Regions from separate parts of the Mus musculus genome. Here region 1 is linked to region 2. Evidence: chromatin loops called from intact Hi-C (ENCODE). Cell type or tissue: heart. All regions are shown on one strand. Each heading gives the region's core, and the rest is flanking DNA. Links, peaks and the distances in the headings are about the cores only. Region 1 overlaps Matn2 (matrilin 2). Region 2 overlaps Matn2 (matrilin 2).

Region 1 (12,898 bases), core at 2,007-10,006, 88 kb after region 2:
AAGATTTTAATGATACAAGAGTAAAAAAACAAGGTAATAGTTTCTGGGGTTCTGGCTGCTAGTTAAGAACTAGAGAGTGATCTTAAACAGCCCAAAGGCAGACTTGAAGAAAGAATTGTGATGTGTGAGACCAGTGAACACATTAGGGTGTTCTGTTGCAGCTACTCTGACCTGGGGCAAGTTAGGCAAAAGCTGGATATAACAGGGTTATCGGGTGGATCAGGAAGGGACAAAGGTTGACAGCATTAAATCTGAGAGGCCAGGCAACTGGGAAAGTGAAGGGCGAAGGAGACATCAAGATCAATGGACACAAAGTGAAGATAAGACCTCAGCATTATCGAAGTGTAAGTATGAGCCTGGTAGTGCAGTTACAGGATGGAGATAAGAGACGCTAATGGCTGAGCTCAGGATAATAATGTGTGAATATGGAGCTCACTAATTTCATGGCCAGAGTAATGCTGGGCACAGGAATGGTGAGCAAACAGTTACAACTGCTCTTGTTAATAGAGTTAACCAGTGGGACATGATTTAAAATGTGACTAGAACACTGGAGAGAAACAGAGAAAAAAAGGACCTCAAAAGATTTTTCTTTTTTTTCTTCCTTCCTTCCTTCCTTCCTTCCTTCCTTCCTTCCTTCCTTCCTTCCTTCCTTTCTTTTCTTTCCTTTCTTTCTTTCTTCCTTTCTTTCTTTCTTTCTTTCTTTCTTTCTTTCTTTCTTTCTTTCTTTCTTTCTTTCTTTCTTTCTTTCTTTCTTTCTCTCATTTTTGTTTTTTTCAAGACAGGGTTTCCCTGTGTAGCCCTGGCTATCCTGGAACTCACTTTGTAGACCAGGCTGGCCTTGAACTCAGAGATCCGCCTGCCTCTGCTTCCCAAGTGCTGGGATTAAAGGCATGTGCCACCACTGCCCGGCAAAAGATTTTCTATGGGACACAAGAGAGGTGGGCAGTGCCTAGAGCAAAGACCACAATGCAAATGATGCTGTGATAGTCCCCGCCCATGGGACAGCACATGCCAAGTGAGATTCTGTCCCCATGTGCCTCAAGACTGTGATTGACTTGCAGGGCTTACAGATGGCAAAGAGGATACATCAGGAATAATTTGTCTCATCTTTGGCTCTTGTCCCCAGTGTCACTTGACCTGTAATTCCCACATATTTAGGCACTTTAATAGAGTGCCTGGACCCTGGCCAGGCCTGGAAGGCCTGTAATCAACTCTTGTTTCTCCAACTCCCTTGCTAATCAGCAGCCAGCTGCTGCATTACCTCACATTAGACACTGTACAAAGCTGATGAGCAATGGCTTTCTCTGGCTCCATCACTTCCATTCACATCTTCCAAAAGTACTGCTGGAAAGAGACTGAACCCTGACTCAGGGTCTCAGGACAACACCCTCCGCTGCTTACTGGGCTCAGGACATCTCTTGGACTCATTGACAAAGCCTTTTGTCCTCTGTAATACTTTCTAAGTACTTCTCCAAAGTCAAGGGGAAAAACAGCTCTTGTGGTCTCTCTAGGCTCATTGTTGGGAGGAAACATGAGGTCATGAGGTATTTCTAGAATAATGAGTCAAAACTAATATGATGAAACCTAAGAGAAGTTAGTGTTGCACACTTTACATGGGGTTCAAATATCAAGTTATGAATCCCAAGGAGAGGGACTTCCAGATTGACATCTGGTTACAGATTAAAATTGGGACCAGAATGGCAGGTAAATCTATACCACAGCCTCAATTTACAGCCCCAGTTCCTTGGCTTTAATGTCAAATTTTAGCTATAGTATTCTCATCAACACCACACGTCAACATTTCCCAACCAGTGTTGCCAGCGCATCATTAGACTCCTCCTAATATTAGTATTTTAACTATCTCATCTACGGCCCTCCTGGCCTCTCCTAACTCAAGGGACCTTAGTCTTCTCTTCATATCAGAACTTCTCATGAATGAGTATCTGGGTACATTTTGATCTGAGTCAAAAAAGTTGGTCTGACAGCTATAAAGTGCCCAGGACAATGAAGCCTCAGGGAGTGGTTACCAATGCAACCATCCCAAGGTCACTGACAATAAAGTCATTATGGTTGTACCATCCCAGGGTCACTAGCAACAAGGTCACTAACTTTTGCAGGAGGCTCTCTTCACGAGCTTCCACTCTGCTATTGATGCTCTAAGCCATGGGGTCTCTTGTTTTTACACTTCTCCCAGTGTACCTCCATTGATGTAAATGACCCTCTTTCATATCCCATGTTTACCTCTACTAAAATCCTCTCTCTATGTTTTATGTATAAAGCTATTTAGCTACATGCACCATCTTCTATGAATCCTGGGACTCAGCAAAGTGCCACATAGTTGGATGCTCTTATCTGAATCTTTGCTTATTCTCTTTGGTGTGCATAAGTACGTGTAAGGAGTGGAAAGGAAGCAAAAAAAGAAGTATAGGCAGTCCTCCATGAGCTTGGATGGATGGAAAAGCTGATCTGGAGGTTCAGTGAGCCAGCCATGACAGAGATCCCTAGTGGTCTGGTGATGTCAGAAACACTTGGCAAATGTATTAAAAATGCTGAGTCCTGAAGTTAATGAGTCAGATCCTGTACAGGCGAGGAATCAGCACTCGTTCCAGGTGGTTCTTGGGCACAAGCCTGAGAACTCGGTCTCTAGAGACATGTGGTCATGAGAGGCCATTTGCCAAGTGCCTAGAAGAGGGGATTGCAGCAGAGTACTCCATGCCTGTGTCTCCATTACCAGGAGAAGTCTTAGAAATATGGTGACACTGTATCCTGGATTCCCTCATGTCTCCTGGTGCAAATATCGTTCCATTGCTGAATCATGTATGTGACTGCTATGCCATAGTCTCCAGTTTGATTCAGACAGTAAAGAAGGTAGACCCACTACTACACAGGAAGGAATGTGAGAAGGAAGGGAGGGCAGATGAGACTTAGAGGTTCTCTAGCAAGTCCATGGACGTGGGGTTGATAGGAAATGGTGGAAAGAAATTGAAAACCTATCTACTCTTTGCATTTACAACCACTGTTTCACTGCAGTAGGTAACCTAGCATGTAGTTTCCTTTCAACAGAAAAATGTCCCACAGAAAAGGTACCTTACCCTCCTAGTCAGCAGATAGCACACTAACTGGTACCTGAGACTGGGAGGAGAATTAGACAATAAAATAGAACCAATGTCACAAGATTTACCTGCTGTGCATCCCAGGGTAAGTAGTGACACATGCTGTGTAGTATCATCCCATAAACACGATGTTTGCTGGCCCAGAAGCCCCACAAATCAGACTACACTTTGACATACAGTGGACTGCAATTGCATGACAGCCTAGTTCAGATGTGTACATAGAAGGTGGCGAACTGAAGGCATCAAAGGCAAAAGTGAGTGCCTGGTGCTGTAGGGACGTTGGCATCCTAAGACATGCCAGGTAGTTGGATGCACTTATCTGAGTTTAAGGAGACTCAAAGTGCTCACTGATACAAGTAAGCATACCAGTGACCATAGAGCAAGGCAGAGTGTGATGAGCTACTGTCCAAGCCCCATCATATGTGCTTTACCAGAAGATCCTATGCTGATCACAGTCTCCAGAGAACTGACATCTGACTGAAAGACTCAGAGAGTATTCCATGAACCCAGTGCAACTACAAGCCACACAATCTCTAGTCCTGGTCCACCACTGAAAATGAAAGTCACATCATACATCAAGACGAGACAATGCTCATGGTTCATGGCCATCCCTCCATAGCCCAAGTGGAATGCCTGGTAAAAATAAAAAGAACATGACTGAAGAAAGGGAAAATATAATAGCTTGGCTCCCCTTTCTGCCAGACATTCAAATTTTCTTCTCTTTGTGCAGAGCATGCAGCTGATACCATTGAACTTACTTAGATCATAGCTTCCCCCAGGAATACCCAACACACTGTCTGAATAGCCTGTATGTTCTTTTTAATACATACCAATGGAACCCAAGTCCAAAGCTGAAGACTTGGGATTGTCCAGCTTGCTCTGTGTGCACTTTAACCCAGAAAGAAATGTACAGAAGGACAAATGTATTGGGAGAAACCCCTTATGGGTGAGTTCTTTTCAACCTGCAGACACATATAGGCTGCGTCCTTGCAAAAATATACTTGTTTCTTTTTCTGTTATTTTACAAAGATTTTAATGAGTTGTCAGTCATCTTTGCATAGCAATACTGCTTAATAAGTAGAGTCACTGGCAAGGGGCCCCCTGATGGATCCTAGTTGACACCAGCTCAAATGTCAGTTGTTCCCATTGCTGTTATAAATTCCTTCAGGAACACAGCTCTCTAAGGCCCTCAGGGAGCATGCACCAAGGAGCCAGAAAAAGGGAAAGGAAAAAAAAATGCCACATCACACCAGTCTCCTCTGGTAAGTATTATAGGAGTTGAAAGGCGGCACCACTTGAACTTCAACAACTGTGGCTTCCAGAGCCCTGGATGGGTTTCTTTACAAGGGAGCCAAAGAAAAGGCTGCCCTAGTTTAGCCCTGGAGAAATATTTTCCAATGAACTGAAATTTCCTTGCAAGGTAAAGCAGTTTGCTCCAACCTCACTAAGAAATGCTCAACAAGTCCTCTCAGAGTTTGCTGCACAAACTTTCCTGTAATTGATAGAGTATAAACAAACACATACATACTCGGTGGCTTTAGATCCTTTTAAAAAATAGGAGCTGACAGAATAAAAACAGAAAAAAAAAACAACTTAGTATTATTCTCAAACACTCTGAGCAGTTTTTTCCTTTTTTCTTAAATTGAGAAATAGTACTATCTTCCATTAGAGTCCACAGATCTGCATGTTCATGTACACATACATACATAAACACACACACAAAAACACATTTTCTAATATAAAACTATGTGCCAAGCACTTCCTGGGAAACAAGCTATGTGACTTCTGCTCTCTATAGAGCATCATATAACATAACTAGTTGTCTAAAGCCTACTTTAGACACTGGCCTATAGGGGCACTCAAACGTAAGAATTTGAGCAGTAGCCTCTTCTGCTCTCTAAGAGTTCAGCAAATGGAAGCCAGGAGCAGGGCAGAGAGACCTGTGAACAGTAATGCAGAATAGCTAAGATCTTCAAGCCAGGAGGAGAAGGAGGCCCTATATGTTCAGCTGCATGGCATGGGGTCCTGGTGTCTTTTCCCCAGAGTAAAGATGAGTTGTATGACAGGGTACCTATCTCTGAACACTGGACCAGCAAGAGAGACACTTTCAACTGTACAAACACAGGTACTCTTGTACCAGGTTCTAAAGACACCATATAACAGTCTCACCAAGATGAATCACAGAGAAGGCATATTTGGGAGGTTTTTAAAAAGCATGAATCACAAGTTTATGATATGATAGACTGAGTTAGGCCTGGGATTGAGTAGACAGGTTAGGGCAGTTATGAGTGCAGGCTCAAAGCCAGACCAGAGTGTACTACCCAGGTATACAAGGAACCGAAAGTGGGTGGTAAGGCTGGATCCTAAAGAGGCAGGATGACAGAGCTGTCTGGGGTCACATATAGTCACTAATAAGGAGCTGAAATGGAGTTATAGAAAAGTTTGTGTGGTGTGTGTATGTGTGGTGTATGTGGTGTGTGTGTGTGTGTTTGTGTGTGTGTGTTTATCCTCCCTTCAGATACACACTTAGCCCAGACTTCATGCCTGGTCCAACCCAGTCTCACCATGCCTGTCCCCAACCTGTGTGGTCCTTTAAGGTCCTCAACAAGGTCTCAGGTTTAAATTCTCAGCTCCCTATTGATAAGCCTAAAACAAAAACCCAGAGAAACTATTTTAAATTCCTGATGTTAGGAGTTGCATATCTGCCACAAGAATAAGTCTACCTTGCTTAGGTAATTGAAGGAGAAACTTCAGGTTGACTGTGAGGGCTTCTCAACTTATCCTATACCTAGTTCCAAATTTCAAAAGCAATATTGATTGAACATCAACTCATAAATACCATCTCTCCCCAAGTCTTCAAATACTACAGAAGTTTAAAGGGAAAAACTACAATTACCAGAGTCCACTGCAGCTAGAGTTTGGGATAAGAATGAGCTAAACTATTAGACACAGACGGTTACAAAGGATGAGACATAGAGGCTAGCTCTGCTAACACTGTAGAAGACAGTGCACTACAGCAACAAACTTGGTGTTCCAGTGTCGGCACACCAGCATCCCTGTAGATTACAGTGACAGTAGTATGGCTCACCAGAATCCTGGTGGATTGTGGTGACAGTATCCAGAGCGATGTGTATTAGTGTAGTGAACTGCACACCCCTTCCTCCTACTATCGTGCAAGCGCCCAGCTTCCTATAGTGAATCTCTTTCTGCTTGTTACCTAGTACAATCTGCTTTCTCAATAGTTACCTCTCTGCTTAATGCCTTGTCTGTCCTCAGGATATTCCAAGTGGAGGCTCCAATTTGTTGAGGCAGAACAATCCAACCAAGCACACTCAGTACTCCTGAGAACAGTTCACTTCTCCAGGCTTTGTGGAAACTGACTGTCTTCACTTCCTTCTGGTCACCTAGCACTTCTGAATACCCATCCCTCTACCCCTCTCTACAGTGACTCCCTGGCTGGCTGTTCGTAACTTGTTTGAAAACTTGTCCTCTTTCCACTTTGGTACAACGCTTTGTTTCCTCCACTCCTACTTAACTTGGCTTCAGTTTCAACTCCCTCAACACATGGGGACAGTAATTATTCAAAAGGAAAACTATTGGGCAAGCAATTTGTTTCCTTGCTGCTCATAGCAGTTTAGCAAATGCTCTGTCTCCATCTGCTGCCTTCAACTACTTTGAGATTGCCACCCAATGTTAGGGTTGCCATGGAAGCCAGAAATAACATGCTGGGAATCTGCACCACACAGATTTGGTGCTTTTGGTTTTACAAAAAGCCTTTCTTATAGTTGATCATTAACTTGAGGTCTGATTATAATAAGTAAGATAGCAAGCTGATGAACTGAAATAGCATTTCTTCAAGCCCAGGATCATCAAGCACTTGGGACATAAACATTTTAAAACTAAAAGGGGCACTTTAAAGGCTAGATTCGACCTTTTTATTTTTCCAGTGAAGAACCCCATGCTGTGTTGAGGCTTCTGGCTCCTAGTCTGCCCCTGTCTCCAAACCATGCTTCTCCACCAGGGACAAGAACATTCGTCTCTGTGGTCTTCAGTTTTCTTTTCTACAAGTTTCAGACAATAAGATGAGGACTAAATGAGAGAATGTGTATTGAGGACGGTACTGCATACAGAGGGTGAATCTTGATAACTTGCTATTGTTTTTAGTATTCTCACCTAGGAGCACATTAAGATCTGTGGTAGTGATGTATGGAAGAGGCAGGCACCCTGAAAGTCCAGAGACCTGCATGCTTCACCTAGTGAGAGGACACTAACCACATATATTTACTCTATCATTTTCTATTCCTTTCCTGGGAAATAAGTGTTGGAATAAATGGTATGTCTTCCCAGCTCTAGTTTGCTACAGTTTAAAAAAAAAAAAGTAAAAACTGTTCTTTGGCCCTCTATTCATGGTTCTAGCCACATCTATGCTAGCTAATATTTATGGGGTAATGATTATAGACCAACAGAATGTGCTAGCTTGGTATTCCTTACATAGTCTCCATTTCAGATGGGAAGCTATAACTCTGAGAGGTCCAGGACCACACAGATAGTAAATGGTGGTTGAGAACTCAAATGTATCTGACTTGAGTTCCTATGATTGTACTGGAAAAGCAAACACGCACACACACAAACACACACACAAACATACATACACACACACACACACACACACACACACACACACACAACTGTACAAGAACATTATCTGTTGAACCTTATATACGTCCATGTTGCCCAGTTGTAACTGCAGAGTGTATCCTGAGATATAGGTCGTTCAACAACCTAGTAATGTTCAAAGAAAACTTTGGGATTGCCAAAAAAATAAAACAATGCTGAGTTCCCCCATTACGCTGCAGAGATTTTCCACCTCTACCATTAGCCCTCACCTGGACTGCATATTTACCCCCCTGGGCAGAGCTTGCCTGTGTCCTCTTCATCCTAACCTTGATCACACAGCTAGGCTGATCCTTTAAAAGCCAAGTGAAAGTCTGTCATTCCTTTGAACTACTCATCCCTTCTTATGACAAAGGCTCCATAACTTGATGCAAAACATGGGAACTTCGTCACTAATGAATGGGTTTATGCCATTAGGAACACTAGGCCCTCAATGAGTATTAGGCATCAGGATAGAGAAGGGACACATAAAACCTAGAGGCTGGATATGTTATGCCCAGTTCACTGGACCTGGCAGAACTTTATTCACGGGAGCATTTGGAAAGGATATAACCTAGAAGGGATCATGGGACTATAATGGGGCTTTTGTGGCTTTGCAGAAATATGAAACATCATGTTTATGAGTTAGAAAGGTTCACTAGACCCAAATGTCTCAGGCTGTCATGTAAATCAGATTCTTAAAGTGCTAATACAATCCATCCCAGGAATGAGTGGGGCAGCTGGGCAGTGATGGCATATGCCTTTGATCCCAGCCCTCGGGAGGCAGAGGCAAAAGAAGGCAGATTCTGTGAGTTCAAGGCCAGCCTAGTGTACAGGGGTGTTTCAGGATAGCCAAGGCTACACAGAGAAACCCTGTCTCAAAAAACAGAGAGAGAGAGAGAGAGAGAGAGAGAGAGAGAGAGAGAGAGAGAGAGCAAAAAATACCCAACAACAACAAAAAGTGCCTCCCTCCTATCACCAAAAGTAGGGTTAAGTAGTAGGTTGGTCAAAAGCAAATGTGGCAAGATCTATATGGATCCAGAAGTCCTGGGATAGAGGAAATGACCAGTGTTTGTGGGTTTCTGGAAGGGTTTAAAACCTACGTAAAACTTCAGTGGAAGTCTTAAAGGATAAAACAGTACAGGTAGAAAAGACAAAGCTTGTCCCAGGTGGTATCCTCCAGGATAACTGTGTACACTTTTTCCCTGCAAAAAGTACACTGAGATTGTTCACTCAACTCTGGGCCCTTTTAGCATCCAGATGTGGCTGATGGAAAGACAGCAGAAATGTTCTGGCTCCAGCATGTAAGACTGGAGAGGTTAGCTCAAGCCATGGGAATAACAGGCAAGAGCACAGCCCCTCTCCCTCTTGCCCCTAAGGAGAACCAAAAGCACATACCCACACTGTCTAGCCGGTCAAGTTGGGTGGTGTGTGGCAGCTCTTCAGCAATGCCAAGACACGGGCATAGGGCAGCTCATGGAGAATGGCTGAGTGTTACAGAGTTAGATGAGGGTGTGCTGGATCTGCAGCCCTGTGCCCAACACTGCTCTTCTGAGGAGACAATTGAGGTGAGGGACGGGATCCTTGTTAACATTTTGTAGTATCCTCCTAGCCATGAAATCCCCAAACCATTTGGCACTTATTTGGGATGGGTTGTGAAGGCCCCTCAGAGGTCCTGCCCACTGTGGTAGAAAGGCTTTTATATATTGTACAATGTTATCTATAATTATATAACTATATAATATTTATCTTTAATTACATATTATATACTTATATATAATATAATGTTAACCCTTGAGCATTTTACAGATGGTTAAAGGCATGTAGAAGAACAACAAGAACAGCAGTCAAAAGACTTAAACAGATTTTCTATGGATAGGAAAAAAAAAATAAAGTCCAGAAGCTATAATTTTATTGAATATCCCAGTGCCAAGGTGGGTTAGCTCTCTGTGAGTTATTGGCAGGAAGGTCCAAGGTCTTCATAAACCATAAGGTCTATAGCAGCTGCTGTTGGTTATAAGCTAGAACTAGATGTTAAGACCCTACTTGTTGCCAAAAACCGTACCTACTTTGGCTGTAGGACATAAAAAAATAAAACTAGAACTGAGCTTGAAATCCTCTATTGTTGAGTAGCTTTTGTAGTGCCTGTAGGCTGAGGGGAGAGAGTCATAAGTCCTGCTTGATTATGAAAAATACGTGCTGCCATATCAACATGTAAGGGAAATGTGCCTGCTGGTGGAATAATGACATGGCTGTCAGGGATGCAGATTGAATTTAAGGTCCATTCCACAGGAGGAACTTGGGTTAAGAAGCTGGAAAGATGACTCAGCAGTTAAGAGCACTGGCTGCTCTTCCAGAGGTCATGAATTCAATTCTCAGTAACCACATGATGGCTCACAACCATCTGTAATTAGATCTGATGCCTTCTTCTGGTAGTATGTCAGCAATAGTGTGCTCATGTACATAAATAAATAAATCTCTTTAAAAATTCTTAACGTAGGGCTGAAGAGATGGCTCAGCGGTTAAGAGCACTGACTGTTCTTCCGAAGGTCCTGAGTTCAGATCCCAGCAACCACATGGTGGCTCACAACCATCCATATTGAGATCTGATGCCCTCTTCTGGTGTGTCTGAAAACAGCTATAGTATATTTACATATAATAAATAAATCTTTTAAAAAATTCTTAATGTAGAATACTGTTTCTTCTAAATAAAATGACATCATCAAGGAGTGGTTTCTGGTTTCATCTGACCATCTTGAGTGCTTAAACATCTATGGTGTTTTGAATGAGAAAGGCCTTGATATTTAAATACTTGGTCCCCAGTTGGTGGAACTGTTTGGGAAGTATTAGGAGGTGTGGCCTTGTTGGAGGAGGTGTATCACTGGGGGTGGGCTTTGAGATTTCAAAGACTCCCACATTCCCAGTTAGATCTCTATGTCTCCTACCTGGGGATAAATAAACCCCCAGCTCTTCCTGCCACTATGCTTTTGACCCACCATCATGAACTCTAGCCCAATTAAAAGCTTGATTGTCTAACAGTGTAGGTAATAGTGTTTTGTCACAGCAATAGAAAAGCAATGAAGATGATATCTCAGGTCATGATTTTCTTATCTATAAATTAGGCATCATTATAAAATCTTACTCTCAAGGACTTGATGAGGTCAAGAGAGACAAGACAAAACAATAAGTACTCTAAATTGTAAAGCTCTCCCATAAATGACAGGAGTGATAAGAACAAAAGAGTCAACAGCAGCTTCTCTTCCCAGAGTCACACCCATGGCCCAGGTCACAATGTTTCTTCGGATTTTATGAAAAGCTTTATGATCCATGGAAAGAAAACACTGGATCCTTTCTTTGTTGTGGCACCTATTAAAATATAGCTTAGAGCGATAAACTGAGATTGTCAGAAAATGCCTGAACATGCCTTCTGCCTAGACAGCACACATGTGGCCCCTCCTTTTCCAGAAGGATGGACCAACCTAAATCAAGGTCTCACAGGGCTAGGGACTCCCGCATCCCACAGGGTCTGTAGCATCCCAGGAAACTCAGAGTTCCTTGGTGTGAGTTAGCTAACAACTACAGACAATCCTATAGGCAGCCCCCATATCTGGCCCCAAGTACACTGGACCCTCCATCACTGAAAGCCTACTGTTCCAAGAAGGCAGATGATCCTCCACCTCTCTGGGGTGTAGGCTCACACTATGGGCTCAGCAGTGGCCCAGCTGTGGCACTTCTGAGAAGCTGGAGTCATTAGGTGGGCCAAAGGGTCAAGAGAGTTGTAAGATAAGAAATTGTGTTTGTTGAAGCTCTGTCATCAAGGCCAAATCTTACAGGGAAACCAAGGCTCATATATATATATATATATATATATATATATATATATATATATATATATATATATATATAAAACACAAGCCTATCCTGAGGTCTCAATGTTTCTCCAGAATTTTCTGCTAAAAGTTTTATGATCTCTGAAAACAAAAAAAATGGGCATGTTTTGTTAAAGGACACTGTGTCACTTCTTAAACTGTGGCTCAATGTTGGGAAGTGCAATTTACACCAATAAACTTGACCATGTAGATAAGTGGAGCAGCTTTTAAGGAAACCAATTACCAGAGGAGACCAAAAAATAAGTAACAAAAGCCAAATTAATGAATAGCTTTCAAGGAAATTCAATAAGTTGTCAAGAAAATCTCTGTCCTGGCTGGTATTGTGTGTCAACTTGACATAAGCTAAAGTCATCAGAGAGGAAAAAGCCTCTCTGGGTGGTGGGTGGTGGGTGGTGGTATCCTTAGGTTGGTGGTGCTAAGATCTACAAGAAAGCAAGCTGAACAAGCCATGGGGAGCAAACCAGTAAACAGCACCCCTCCATGGCCTCTGCATCAGCCCCTGCCTCCAGGATCTTTGGGTTTCTGTCCTGACTTCCTTTGGTGATGAACAACAATGAAGAAGTATAAACTAAATAAACCCCTTCCTCGCCAACTTGCTTTTGGGGCAAGGTGTTTCATGGCAGCAGTAGAAATCCTAATCAAGACATCTATTCCCACTAGGCAGTGGTGGTGCACACCAATAATCCCAGTCCTCGGAAAGCAGAGGCAGGCAGATCTCTGAATTTGAGGCCAGCCTGATCTACAGAGTGAGTTTCAGGACAGCCAGGGATACATGGAGAAACCCTGTCTTAAAACAAACAAACAAAACAAAAACAAAAACAAAAACAAAATACAACCCAAAATGTCTTTTACTGATCCTGTGAAATTCCCCAAATTCTTAACTCTTAGCACTTGAGGCTTTAGAATTTGACCAAATTGTAAAGCAAAACACAGCGAGTTGGTTGTGACCTTGGCATGACCTGCAGCATTCTTGACATCCAGAACAATGCTTGCACAGTATAGGGTCCCAGTATTTTTGTTGAATGAATGAAAAGCCAGGCAAATCAATGAAAGAAACAAGCAAAGTGTATGAGACCTAGGTGATTTATAGTATGCCTAATATGCTATGTAAGATAAATGGATTTCCTCATCTTGAAGACAAAAAGCTGATTAGAAGAGTGGAAATACTGCTTCATTTAGAAGCTGGGACAGTCACAGAACACCAGGGTCCACCAGACATCTCCAACACATGGCTTACATGTC
Region 2 (12,898 bases), core at 3,155-11,154:
CAGGGTTTCTCTTTCTTCATTAAATGCTTGTCTTCATTACTCAATCTATTGATTCATCATAGAAAGGAAATCAGAAAAGACTCAGATGCCATGCATGTGTCTCTCCAGCATATTTCAGGGGTACTGGAGTAATTCACAAGCTGCTATCCTCTATATACTCTTTGCATACAGAACAGAAACAGTCTATTTACTATCTACTAAATCAAAGGTGTTCTGGCGGCTGTTGTTGCTGTCCGCATATACATCTATGGCAGAAGGAGAGCTAAGGAGTCTATTGCCTGAAAATGCTCCAAAAAGCCATTGCTCCAAAACTAAATGGAAGCAGCGAGCCAGTTTTGGTCACTTACTCTTGCAGTGCTTTCCATCCTCAGCTAGGACAAAGCCCTCTGAGCACCTGCACAGATAGGAGTTCCCATTGTTCACACACATGTGCTCACAGCCATGCTGGGTTGACTTGCAGACATTCTTCCCTAGGGAAAATGTGGGGAGATGAACAACCCATTATTGTAGAAAGAAGCTATCAAGAGCAGTCACGTCAGGATATGGTAAGGAAGTGATCCATCTTAAAGACATATCATTGCTAAAATGATTGCCTTTGCAGTCTGTGCCAAAATAGGCTGAGGTCAAGGGGCAGTTCCCGTCAGAGCTCTTTTGACCCTACTGGACCTGGTGGATTTGCCATTTGATTTTAGAATGGCTATATAGGTGTTAGCTTCATATTTCTTAGTAGCGATCCCAGATACCCCATGCTGGTTGTATAATGAGCATTTCTCATGGGTTAGGTAATTTGAGCTTTTTGAAGTAGTTAATGACCCTTTAATCCTAACAACACCCTTGGGGCGTGGCTAGGTACATACAGAGAATAAATAAAGCTATGGATGCCATGTATCTGACTGAGTTGTACAAGGTTGTCTGGCCAGAGGATTGCCCAGTTGGGGCACATTTCCCTGAGTCTTCACTTTCTGATTGTATGACACCCCTGAGCCTCTGTCTACCCTTTAAAAGGAGAAACCTTACATGAAATTATAATCTGTAACTAGAGATACCACTAGGAAGGTGGAAACTGTGGGATTTAATTTAGGGATAAAATTGTAAGGCTAGAAATATTGCCTCGTATCCACCTGTTCAAGGTATTGACTGATAAATATGTTAAATGAATAGAAAAATTGGCTCATCCAGACATGTGGACAGGACCAAAGCATGAGCTCTATGAAAGAAGGACTGCAGTGTTCAGCTAGAAGGTCAGATGGTGCAGGAAGGCTGGCAGAGGCCAGCCAGGGCCCCAATGCACTCATTCACATCAGAGCCTCTCTCTAGACACAAGCCCTGCTCCCAGAGAAGAATGGTGCCAATAGTTCTCTACTCAGCTTTGCTGACATGTGCAATGCCCCATGCTCTCAAGGAGTCTGTGAGGAAACTGCCACAAAGCAACCTCAAAACAAAATGAACTTGCTGTGTTTAACCAAGAAAGGACCATTCTATCCACTACAGTAGAGTCAGAAAACCATATAGATATTATCAACCCCCACCCCTTAAAGAGAACTATCATCTAGAAAGGGAAGAAAGTCTATACCTATATTCAAATCCCCACTTGACTGAGCTGCTCTTTCTTGAGTAGCATAACTGCTAATTTTATGTAAACTTTAACTGGTGATGGTGCCCGCTTTTTGGGTTGTTTTTTTGTTTTTGTTTTTGTTTTTGTTTTTGTTTTTTTGTCAAGCACAGGTCTAGAAGTTTCTGTACCTTGTACGTGAGGCTAACATTTAAATCAGCAGATTCTGAGTAAAGCCGACTGCCTTCCCAAGTGTGTGTGGGCCTCATCTAGTCACATGAAGGCCTTCAGAGCAGGCAAAGAGACGTCCTCCTCACGAGCCCTCACAATTTCATGAGCCAATTCCTTAAAGTCAATTTCTCTTTCTTTTCTCCCCCTTTCTTCCTTTATCTACAACATGTATGTACGTGTTCCTCTGCCACATAAACGCTGTTATCCACTTTTCTGGAGAATCCTAGCATGCGTATATGTGACTATCTGTGGGCACTCATGTTTGTGCTTGTGGGGGTCAGAAGTCAATGTCTTCCTCAGTCACTATCCACTTTATTTTTTGAGACAAGGTCTCTCTCTGAGGCTGTAGCTCACCAAATCAACTAAATTGGCTGGCCAGCAAGTGTCTGGGATTCTCTGGTATTTGCCTCCCCACACTGAGGTGATAGGTGTACTCTACCATGCTTTCTTTTACACAGCACTGGGGATGGACCTTGGGTCCTCATGCCTACACAGCAAGCTCTTTACCAACTGAGCCATCTCTGAGATCCCTCCGGAGCTTTCTAATGAAACTCTGCTTGAGAAACCTGGTCTAGGGAAGCAAATGGTAAGTCTTCTTTTGTTGTTAGTTTGGGTTTCTTTCCCCTCTCAAAACCCCACAGAACCTCCCTCCGGCCCTTCTCCTACCTTACATATATGGTCTGCCAAGAAGAAAAAGAGCTGAAATTATCTTTTTGGCCCTGGTAGTCAATTGCTACCAATGATTCTAGATTTTCCCATCAGCTTGCTAGGCACTAAATTAGGCCCTGTACAGCTACCCAACCACCATGCAAGTGCTGGGAGGAAACAGAACAGAAGCCTGACAACTTAGGACTGCCACTGAGAAATTCCTGAAGAGCCCAGAGTCAGCTCACTTGATCCCTTGGAAACACCTTCAGAGCACCCACAGGTGGGATGTGAGTTTGTAACGTGGTTACGAATTCTACAGAGGTAGAATGTGAGGATCCAGTGAAGAGCTGTGCCCAGTTCCATATGCAGACCTTGAGCTACTTACTCCTGCAGCGCTTCCCATCCTCAGCCAGCCTGAACCCCTCCAGACACTTGCAGACGTATGATTCGCCACTGTTCACACAAAGGTGCTCACATCCATGGTTAACATCCTGGCAGACATCTTTCCCTGAGGAGAGTACGGTGATTAAAACAACTGCATCAACAAAAAGTCTACGTGGACTCCCCCTGGAAGATCCATTCATCTTGGGCTCTGGACTGCTCCTTGAGTAGGAAGGTGAAGCTGGATGAAGTCTGGTGGCTCTGGATTGACTTCCGTCTTCAAACATTCCCACTGCCATAGCCACCTCCACTCTCCAGCACCAACTTCAGTGTCTCAGGATGCAATCCAGCCCCAGCGGTCTGCAGGCATAGCTTCTGGTGTCACGAGAAGGTGTTGTTGGTAAGGTTACATAGGGGAAAGCTTGGTTTTAAATTGCTAGCACTGGGAGCTGATCTTACCTTTGTCAGTGGCATAATCTACTATTTAGGAAAATCACGAAACCTCTTAGAAACTTAGCTTTCCCGTCTGAAATGAGAGTAACGACTCCAGGTACTCATCTTTCCTTCACAGCTCTTTGGGAAGAGTTTTGAGAAGTCAGAGAAGAGGACTGACAAAGATCCATTCGCCCAGTCGTGCACACTGCGCTTTGATTGTTATTGTTGTCGTTGGAGTTTTAGGGACAGAACCCAGAGCCTTATGTATGCTTGGCAAGTGCTCTAACCACGAAGCTACATCCTTAGTCCATTTATTTACTTATATTTTTACTTACGTGTCTGTGTATGGATATGTGTACATGCATGTAGTTGCCTGCAAAAGCCAGGAGAGGGGGTCAGATCCCCTGGAGCTGGAGTTACAGGAGCCTGTAAGCTGCCTGATATGGATGCTAGGAACTGAATTCATATCCTCTGGAAGGACCCAAGTATTCTTAATCACTAAGCCATCTCTCCAGCACTCTAAGTAGCTAGGAGGATAGGAGTACACCACCAGCTCACCAGGCCTAGCTTAGTGTGTTGCTGTCATTGAGAGAGGGTGTCACTATGTAAGGAAGCCTAGAACTTGCTGTGTAGACCAGACAGGGCTTGAATGCACAGAGATCCACCTACCTCTGTGTCCTGAGTAATGGGAAGCAAAGCAAGTACCACTACACCTGGCTTGACAAATTATTATTTAGTAAAACCTATAATTATACGTAGTTACTTCATTATTACATAGCACCCCTCTTCTGTTTCAGGATCCCACCAAGGACCCTGCATGACATTTGATTGTGTGGTATTAGCTGTTGAGAGTAGTTGGCTCACATTAAGCCTGCAGTGTGAATTAGGCATGGCTGTATGAATTAGCTCTAGTAAACTTACTTCTGCAGGTCTTCCCATCGTCACGAAGAATGTACCCCTCAAAGCACTGACACACGAAAGAGTCTTCACTGCTTACACATGAATGTTCACAACCATGGTCCCCCAAAGCACAAGAGTCCAGTTCTGGTTAGAATTACAAAAATGGAAGAAAATTATTCATAGATAAATGAATGGTGACCTATTCATTTCTAAAAGACATTCCAGACATCTTAAATGAAAACGGTGTCTTTTCTCACAGAGTTCATTTCAGGATAGAAAGTGTCTATGAGCAAAAATTTCCTAATATATAAAAAGGACATACATAAAGCAAAACATACAGCTCCAGGGGGAAAGAAAACAGAAAAAGACAGTTTCCAAAGGGAGATGTAAATAGCTAAGACTAAAAGAGAATAAGTCTAACACCAACTTTCCTGTGGATCTACATATGCACGTAGAACACTTGACCTATTCATTCGTTTATTCAAAGGCAGCAAAGCTTTTTGTTGTTTTTTTTCAAGTTAGGCTACCACCATGTAGCCCAGGTTGGCCTTGAACTCATGATCTTACGCTTTAGCCTGAGCACTAAGGTAAGCTTCAACACACCTAGATAATCAGCAAATGTGTTGTGAGTTCTTGCTGTGGGCCAGACATTGACTAGACACTAAGGACAGAACAACCAATATATATATAACCATATATATATATATATATATATATATATATATATATATATGGTCAAAGGGGCCAAGTGGGTTGGAGTTTGACACCTTATAGTGTCTGCTAAGGAGCAGAGCCCTGGAGATGGAGAGGAGGTGAGTAGTGCTGGTGTCTGAGGAAGTGTCTGGATGAGAAGGATGACTAGATGCACGATGAAGATGCCAAGAACATGTTCGCCATGTTTCAGGAAAGGCAAAGAGCCCAGCAGGGTGGGGGTAGGCAGGACACAACATGAGGGCACATAGGCAGGACATGTCTGAGGGAGAAGGGCAGTCATAGAATGTTTTGAGCAGGAGAATCCCCTAGCCTGGCTGTGTTGTGAAAGCACAGAAAGCTGTGAATGCAGGGAAGGAACACAGGAAACAGATATAGCCTACTGCAGTGATCCTGCTGGCCCAGAACACAGTGGATCATGTGGTCAGACTGCCTATGTTCCGATGGTAGAGCCTATAAGATTTGCCGGTAGATTGATGTTAGAGCACAGATCTTCTAGCTGTCTTTCTCCCCCTTCCAGAAATCAGGCCGCACCTCCCTGAAGCCTGTCTTCCTGGGAGTTCTCTCTTCCCTCTTGCAGCTGTGAGCAAGCCTAGACCACAGTCAGTGCCAGGCAGATCACATGGTATGGATCTGGCCACCTCCACTGACAACGCCGGATCAGGATGGCCTTCGTTCTTTAGAATCCAGGACTCTTTCTCACTAGCTTCTTTACTCTGGTGTGGCTGTGCCTGCTACTGGTCTCCCATGTCACGGCCTGATCGCAGCTGCTCATGATCATGAAGATCTCTCCTAGTAAAGTTCATCTGAAGGACAATTTTGTGTCAACTTCTGTCCTTTCCAACACTTGAAATGAAGAGTCCACCGTCACATGGTTAGGACAAGAGTCAGAGATAACTCTGAGATCACCACACTGAGCTCCTGAATGTAGCATATTATTTTATAGGGCTGGGTGGCAGTGACATTTTAAATAATTAATTAATTAATTAATTAATTAATTAATTTAGTGCATGAGTGCTCTGCTGCATTTTATTTGTTTGTTTGTTTTATTTTCGAGTGCTCTCTGCTGCATGTAACCTGCATGTCAGAAGAGGGCATCAGACCTCATTACAGATGGTTGTGAGTCACCATGTGGTTTCTGGGAATTGAACTCAGGACCCCTGAAAGAGCAGCCAGTGTTCTTAACTGTTGAGTTATCTCTTCAGCTCCATCGGGGAACAGTAAGAGTTTATGAGAACCATACAGTTAACTGAAAGCTAACTAAGCCTTTTAGACAGTGAACAGGATTTCAACAGTGGGTGTGCACCAAAGTGGAAAAGGGGCTTGGCAGGGGTTACAACAGGAAGAACCCATCAACTTTGTTTTTGTTAAGCATCATTGCAACATTTTTTAGACAAGGGAAGTCCTCAGAAATATATCCTGTAGGCTAGTTAAGGGATCCAATATTATTCTCATTTACTAGCAAGAGAAATTAAAGTCGAGGAAGGCTTATTACAGCTCGCCAAGACCACTTGCTAATAAATGGAGGAACCAGATTAAAAATTTTTTGATAATGAATTCCATAACTTTTCCCAACTACACAGCATCACCATCTGCTAAGCTTTCAGACACAAAGGGAATTTTGCCTTTCTTTGGGCAGGAACACTGCCAGAATGTTTGAGCAATGGGGAAATGATGTAGGCTGGACATTTAACTGCAGAGGAGATTCTAAGCAGAGGTTGGTGCTCCGGTTTGCTCTGGGTGTGACTCACTTCTCTGGACACATTCTGGACTCATTATTAATGCAGAATAATTCCCTGTGGCTGGGTAGTTCCTCACAGAGTTAAAAGTACCACTAAGTGGCACACAGCACAGACAGCTTGTTGGCACAGAGGGGAAATTTCCTTTTTCATGCATTTATAAGAATACTCCATTTTCCAAGGTAATAAAATAGCAAAAGTGCTCAGGCCAATATCACCAAGCCCTAATCCAAAGTGGACTTTCTGATCACACTCTTCTGCCTGGGACTTCCTAAACCCAGTCCTGTAGTCTTGAAGACTACAGGGTTTTCCTCAATGGAGATACAGGCGACTGAGCTCAAGTTTCCCAAGCCCATGTCTGTCAGATGGCACTGCTTTTCTTTATCAGAGGTCAGGACAGCCAGGGAGAAGCCCTGTGCCCATAGGCTCGTGTTCTTATACTTGGCTATATGGCGGCAGCCTCCAGCCCAGCTCCTCAGTTCTCTTGGAACTGTTACAATGTACATGCTTTAAAGTAAGTAAGAGTTTATAAGCTTTTCTTTTCATCCCTTCAGGGTATCTGATCCAGAACAGGATGGGTGATGCTCAGTCAGTCATAGGAGACGTCTACAGATGACTGCTAAAGGGAAAACACATACAGCTTCCAAAGTCAACTGTACTAAAGGGCACACATGTCTATGAAAGTTACAGAATGCACTCAGCAACTTCATGTAGGGATTCCCTTCTGCAGATACCCTTGCACTATGTAAAGGGATGTGCTTTCAAGTTACTGACTACATTACTGTTTGTAGAGGTGAAAAGTGAGAGTCAACCAAAGTGTCCAGAAACGGGACTGACCAAATGCAATGGAACATTACACAGCTTTACATATCTTTATGTATAGGAACTTCCCTATGTAATTGTGGTGATTTGAAAAAGAATGTCCCCTACAGGCTTACAGATTTGAATGCTTAGATACCAGGAGTGGTATTGTTCGAAACATAGGAGGTATGGCTTTGTTGGAGGAAGTGTGTCACTTGGAGGTGTGTTTTGAGGATTCAAAAGTCCAAGGTAAGGCCAGAGTCAGTCAGTCAGTCTGTCTGTCTGTCTCTGTCTATCTGTCTCTTTTTCTTTCTATCTCTGGGTCAGTGTGTCAGTGTGTCACTCTCAGCTACTGTTCCAGCACCTATGTGCATGCTGTGATGATAACAAAGGATTAAACCTTTGAAAGTGTAAGCCAGACCCCAATTAAATGCTTTCTTTTATAAGAGCTGCCTTGGTCATGTTGTCCCTTCATAGCAATAGAAAAGTGACTAAAACAGTCGTCAGAGTAATTACTGTAAGCAGCCTGACTACTGCTTGATGGCAGAATGTAGACTTTAGGACTCTGAATTAGGAAAGCAGTTGAATGTTTTGGCAGGGGCCTAACTAATGGTGGTGCTGGGAGCAGTGTAGATTATGACAGCTGGGTTTGACGAAAAGAAGAGTAGTAAGTGGGTTAGAGACATTCTTGTGATATTGTGGTAAGGAGTGTGGCTGCTTTTTGCCCTCATCCTAAAAATCTATCTGAGGCTAAATTGAAGAGTTTTGTTATGGTGTCAGCAGAGATTTCAAGACAGGCTAGTATTGACTGTGTCATGTAGTTGTTAGTAACCACTTTTATGCAGATCTATGTGAAAAAGAGTAAGCTAGGCAGAGAAAAATGCAAAATGTACAGCTTGAGGATAAAAGGAGCACCAAAAAGTATAATGGAGTTCACTGCACAACGAGATAAAAAGTTTAAAGAAGAGCCTGATGCTAAATGAGAGTGGTGACCTCAGGGCAAGACCCTATGCGCTACACTCCCAATTTTTGAATAGTAATGAAGGAAGGCTTCTGTGTGATGGAAGCTGCCAACAGCAGAAAGGTGATGCAAATGTAACTGAAGGAGGGGGTGAGGCCCAGCTCTAGCAAGCAGCAGAATTAGCAGCTTTAGTTACAAGATTCTGCTATAGTGGCAAGGATACATGAAAGGGGTTGTGGACACTCCCTTCTCAGCAAAAGAAAAGTCCCTGCACGAGGCCCAGAGATGTCATTGTGTGAAGCTGGACTGTGCTGGAAACTCCAGTATGTTGGAGATGCTGGAATTGTGAGATACCTGTCAAGAAAAGCTGCAGATGAGATGTGGATCCAGGCCAAGACAGAGAAACATGAAAGAAGTTGGGGATCCTAGCTGTTAGACATGGGGGTGCAGAGGAGCTTGCCCAGCTGGTTTTCAGTCTTGCATTGGTCCAGTATTGCCTCGCCATGCTCCCTTTCCTTACTTCTGGAATGCTAATGTACACCCCATGTCATTGGATGCTCAAAGTATGTGATCTGTTTCTTATTTTGATTTTATATTTTTCCACATTTAAAATTTTCCTTTAATTGTATATTTTCCATAGATATGGTATTTCTCAAAATTATGTACCACATTAATTTTCTTTTTTAATTTTAAACAAAATTTTTATTAGATATTTTCTTCATTTACATTTCAAATGCTATCACGAAAGTCCCCTATACCCTCCCCCCAACTGTAACTCTTAAGAGAGTGCCTTGAGTCTCAGAAGAGATTTTGAACATTGGACTTTTAAACAGTTTTGAAACTGTGATAGACGATGGAAACTTTTGAAGTTGGCCTGAATGCATTTTATGTAAGGAGAGTTTCTAATAGAAAGGTCTTGTTCCCCAAGTGGTTCTTGATTGGCCAGTAAAGAAAGCTGGGTTGAAATCTGAACTAAACAGTACCCCTCAGAGCTTGTGTTTCTAGTTGACTATGTAGCAGAGTTTTACCTAGTAGGCCATCAATGGGAGGAGAAGCCGTTGGTCTTGTGAAGATCATATGCCCCAGTACAGGAGAATGCTAGGGCCAGGAATCGGGAGTGGGTGGGTTGGGGAGCAGGGTCGGGGGAGGGCATAGGGGACTTTTGGGATAGCATTTGAAATGTAAATGAAGAAAATATCTAATAAAAAAATAAATAAAATAAAAAAACTGTTAAAAAAAAGAGAGTTGCATGATTTTGTAGAAAACAAATGATTTGGAACAAATTTTTAAAAAATGTACAGTAAAAAAAAGAGAAAAAAAAAAGAAAGCTGGGTTGAAGGTATAGGTGGTACTTTGAGGAAAAAGGAGGCACAGGAAAGAGAGAGGGCTTTCTGCCATGCTTTGGAGAAAGAAGAATGTAGCAATCATGTGAGGTCTTGGGGAAAGCTGGGGCTTGTGGCCTCCACTACAGGTGGGTGGCCAAGGATGTTTGACAGGGGCCAGATGGGACTAGCCATTAAGTTTAGGGCAGGTGGAGAGACAGAGATAATAAATTGATAAGGACATGCTTTTCCAGGAGGGAGATATCTGTTCCAAGAAGGCAAATTGTAAAGTAACAAACTGTGTCTGTGTCTTTTATCCGAGGATTCAGGGAAGCTGAGAAAGAGCTGGTAGCATGATTACCTCCTGGAACCAAAGGTGGGCAAAGCAAAAGGGAAGACAGGAGGGGCTGGTAGCTTGGCTGATCCTGGGCAAAGGCAGTAGCAAATTTAAAACTACATGAAACAGTTTTGTACTATGACATGGCTATAGGCCTATGGGGGCCAGGAAGTGGAATCTGGTAGTTTGAAAAAGAATATTCCTCATAGGCTCTTATATATGAAAGCTTAGTGATCAAGGAGTGATACCATTTGAAAGGATTAGAAGGATTGGAATGTATGGTCTTGTTAGAGGAAGTGTATCACTGGTGCTAAGATTTGAGGTTTCAAAGGTCCCGTGACTCCCAACACTCTCTACCTAGAATTTTCATTGAGAATGTCCACCAGATCCTATGATGTGGACTTTATTACTGCAGGGCTCCCCACTCCCGGGCTCCCCACCTTTCCTCTAAGGTAGCCTTATAGAACACTTCTCACTTCTCACACTGCCCACTTTCTGCATGCAGAGGGTGTGTGAGGTCACAGGAATTCCAAGGACCATATGCCATAAGAGACAGAATGCTAAGTGTGCTCTGAACTCATTTCCTGCTCAGGGAGGCTAGTCCTACCTGCCCACCCACTCTGGAAGGCATCTTGGCCTCAGCTTCTCTCAGGGCCGATGATACTCTGCTATGGGAATGTACTTGAGTGTGTCCTTTAAGTCACCATCTCTAACTTGCCACCGGCCTGCAGAAATAGTGTACACTCCAGGCAGGACTGTACTTGTTTAGCAAGCATTTGTGGAACAATGACCTATGCCCACTTCTATCCATATTTAGAGGCTAAAACAGGCCTTGGAAGTATGCTGGTCCAACCCCACTTTAGAGATGAGGAAACTGATGGCCAGTGAGCAGAAGTGACTGTCTCAAGGCTCCTTAAACTGAAGAGGTGACTTGTCTTAGCTGTACTGAACCCAGTAGTTCACAGATTCATCCCCTCTGTGTTTCCCTCCCAACTCTATGGGGCTAGCCAGTCTGGTAAGATTCTTGGAAGACAAATTAATAGTTGGCTCAAGGTAAGCTCCAGAAAGTTTCCTGTCACCCTGTGCTACAGGTGACAGGTCCCACCTGCTCCTGTGACTCCCTCTGGCATTGACCTCCCTCTGGCCCATCTGGACCATGCACCTGCACTGCTGCTGTCCACCTGTGTCAGGGAAGCTCGTGGGTTGTACCTGTGGCTGGCTCCCCTGATTGAGTGTCTAGCATCAAATTTAACATCTTTCCTGAGACCTGGGACTCCCTACTCCATGCTCTTGTGGCCGTTCTGCCCACATCCCGGTGGCTACCATGCAGACTGACTGACACATCTTAAGTACTTCTTCCAGAGGAACCCTAACCACTGCTGGGGAAGAAACTGAATTAGGTCAGTCCCAGGGACCACCAGCACCTCGTGCACTACAGGCAGACACGGGAGAGGAGATGGGCCAAGGAACATGTGCTGAAGCAGATATTAAGACTCTGCCCAGACAAGAAGATGAACCAGACTCAGTTACCAATCAATGCTAAAGCAGAACAGGGTAGAAGCTTTAAGAAGTCCCAGGAAGCAGGACAAAAACATCTCCCACTCAAAGACATGCCTTCCCCTTCATTTAACTAAGGCCTCACTGTGAACAGGCTCTGCCCTCTGTGACCAGGATGACTCAAGGCTGAGCCGCATAGCTAGGTTGTTGAGGTACATGTATATTGACACAAACTGTGCTTCCCACATCTAAGTTATAAACCAGGCGGTGTGTGTGGGGTGGGAGTTTCAGGAATTGTGGGGTAGTGTGTCCAGTGTAGTCAGACTGTCAACAATGACAGATAGTGACTCTGGTCTGGTTTTGAACTCCACATACAATGTAATTGAAATGCAACTGACCTTAGGAGGAGATGGTCATAGGGGTAGTTTGCCAAGAAGGTGCCTGACCAAGGTCAACAGCTGGCATGATGGTTTCAGTGGGGGCAGCTGACCTGTTGGTGCCCCTGTAGAAGCTTTTTCTTAAACTAAGAAGCATCCATATATCACCACTCTAGTCATCACCATCACCACCATTACCACCACCACCACCATCATCATCATCATCATTATTACCATCACCACTATCACCGTCACTATCCTCCTCCTCCTCTTCATCATCATCATCATCATCAAGGGTATATGATGTGATGGGGAGCTGATGTGCTATCGTGCAATCTAGAGGTCAGAGAACAACTTTCTGGAGTCAGTTCTCTCCTATCTTTATGTGCACTCTCAGGCTTAAACAGCTCACCAGGCTGCCGAGGCAGGCACTTTACTGAGTCATCTTGACAGTCCAGGACTAGTGTTTTTATTTAAAAAGACACCAAAGAGCTCATTCATTCACTCCCTGTCTCTCCATCTCTCTTCCTTCATGAGTGGACACGCCATTGGTGGGGGAAAGCCTTCACCAGAGCATTACCATGCTAGCGCCCTGCATTCAGACATCTAGCCTCTAGTACTATGAGAAAGACATTTCTGTGGTTAGAAAACAATATGCAGTCTGTGGTATTTTGCCATGGCTTTCAGAGCAGACTTAGACAACTAGGCTTGGGGTGGGACAGGGGCAGGCCATTGAGGCTGAAGAGGTTTTTCATGTTAGCCTGTGATAGATGGACTGGGAGTATGGCCAGTTGGATCCCAGAAGCTTCAAGGCTCTGGCTCCTGTACAAGCAGTGTCCTCCACAGCTGGAAAGAAGGGCTTCTCTCAGGACAGTGTGTGAATCCTGAGCTTGCTAACTTCTGGAGGAGGGTATCTCTCTCTGGCCTGCAAGGAGAGTGTGCCCGGGCCTGTCCCTGAGCGAGAGGTCTCCAGACAGCAATACAGGGGTCTCTTTGGGTCTCTTGG

The links. Peaks named below come from ENCODE experiments on the same cell type or tissue, not always from the same donor. Only the 100,000 strongest peaks of a DNase experiment are listed, where the experiment ranks them.
Region 1: a loop joins it to region 2, with 2.4 times the contacts of the local background. A loop is called at or near these places in 4 of 42 quality-filtered maps.

The regions. Positions count from the first base shown.
Region 1 is chr15:34,325,029-34,337,926 of GRCm38, reverse strand. All of the region lies in intron 2 of Matn2 (matrilin 2), which reads right to left. Among named protein-coding and RNA genes, the nearest start is that of Matn2, 25 kb to the right of the region's middle. In heart, for the core only: a CTCF peak has its summit at 6,778; a DNase peak (open chromatin) is centred at 2,626.
Region 2 is chr15:34,413,735-34,426,632 of GRCm38, reverse strand. It overlaps Matn2 (matrilin 2), which reads right to left. Exons shown (of 19, transcript NM_001358780.1): 11 at 4,169-4,291; 12 at 2,817-2,939; 13 at 348-470. Among named protein-coding and RNA genes, the nearest start is that of Rpl30, 23 kb to the left of the region's middle. In heart, for the core only: no CTCF peak of the experiment used is centred there; DNase peaks (open chromatin) are centred at 5,492 and 6,522.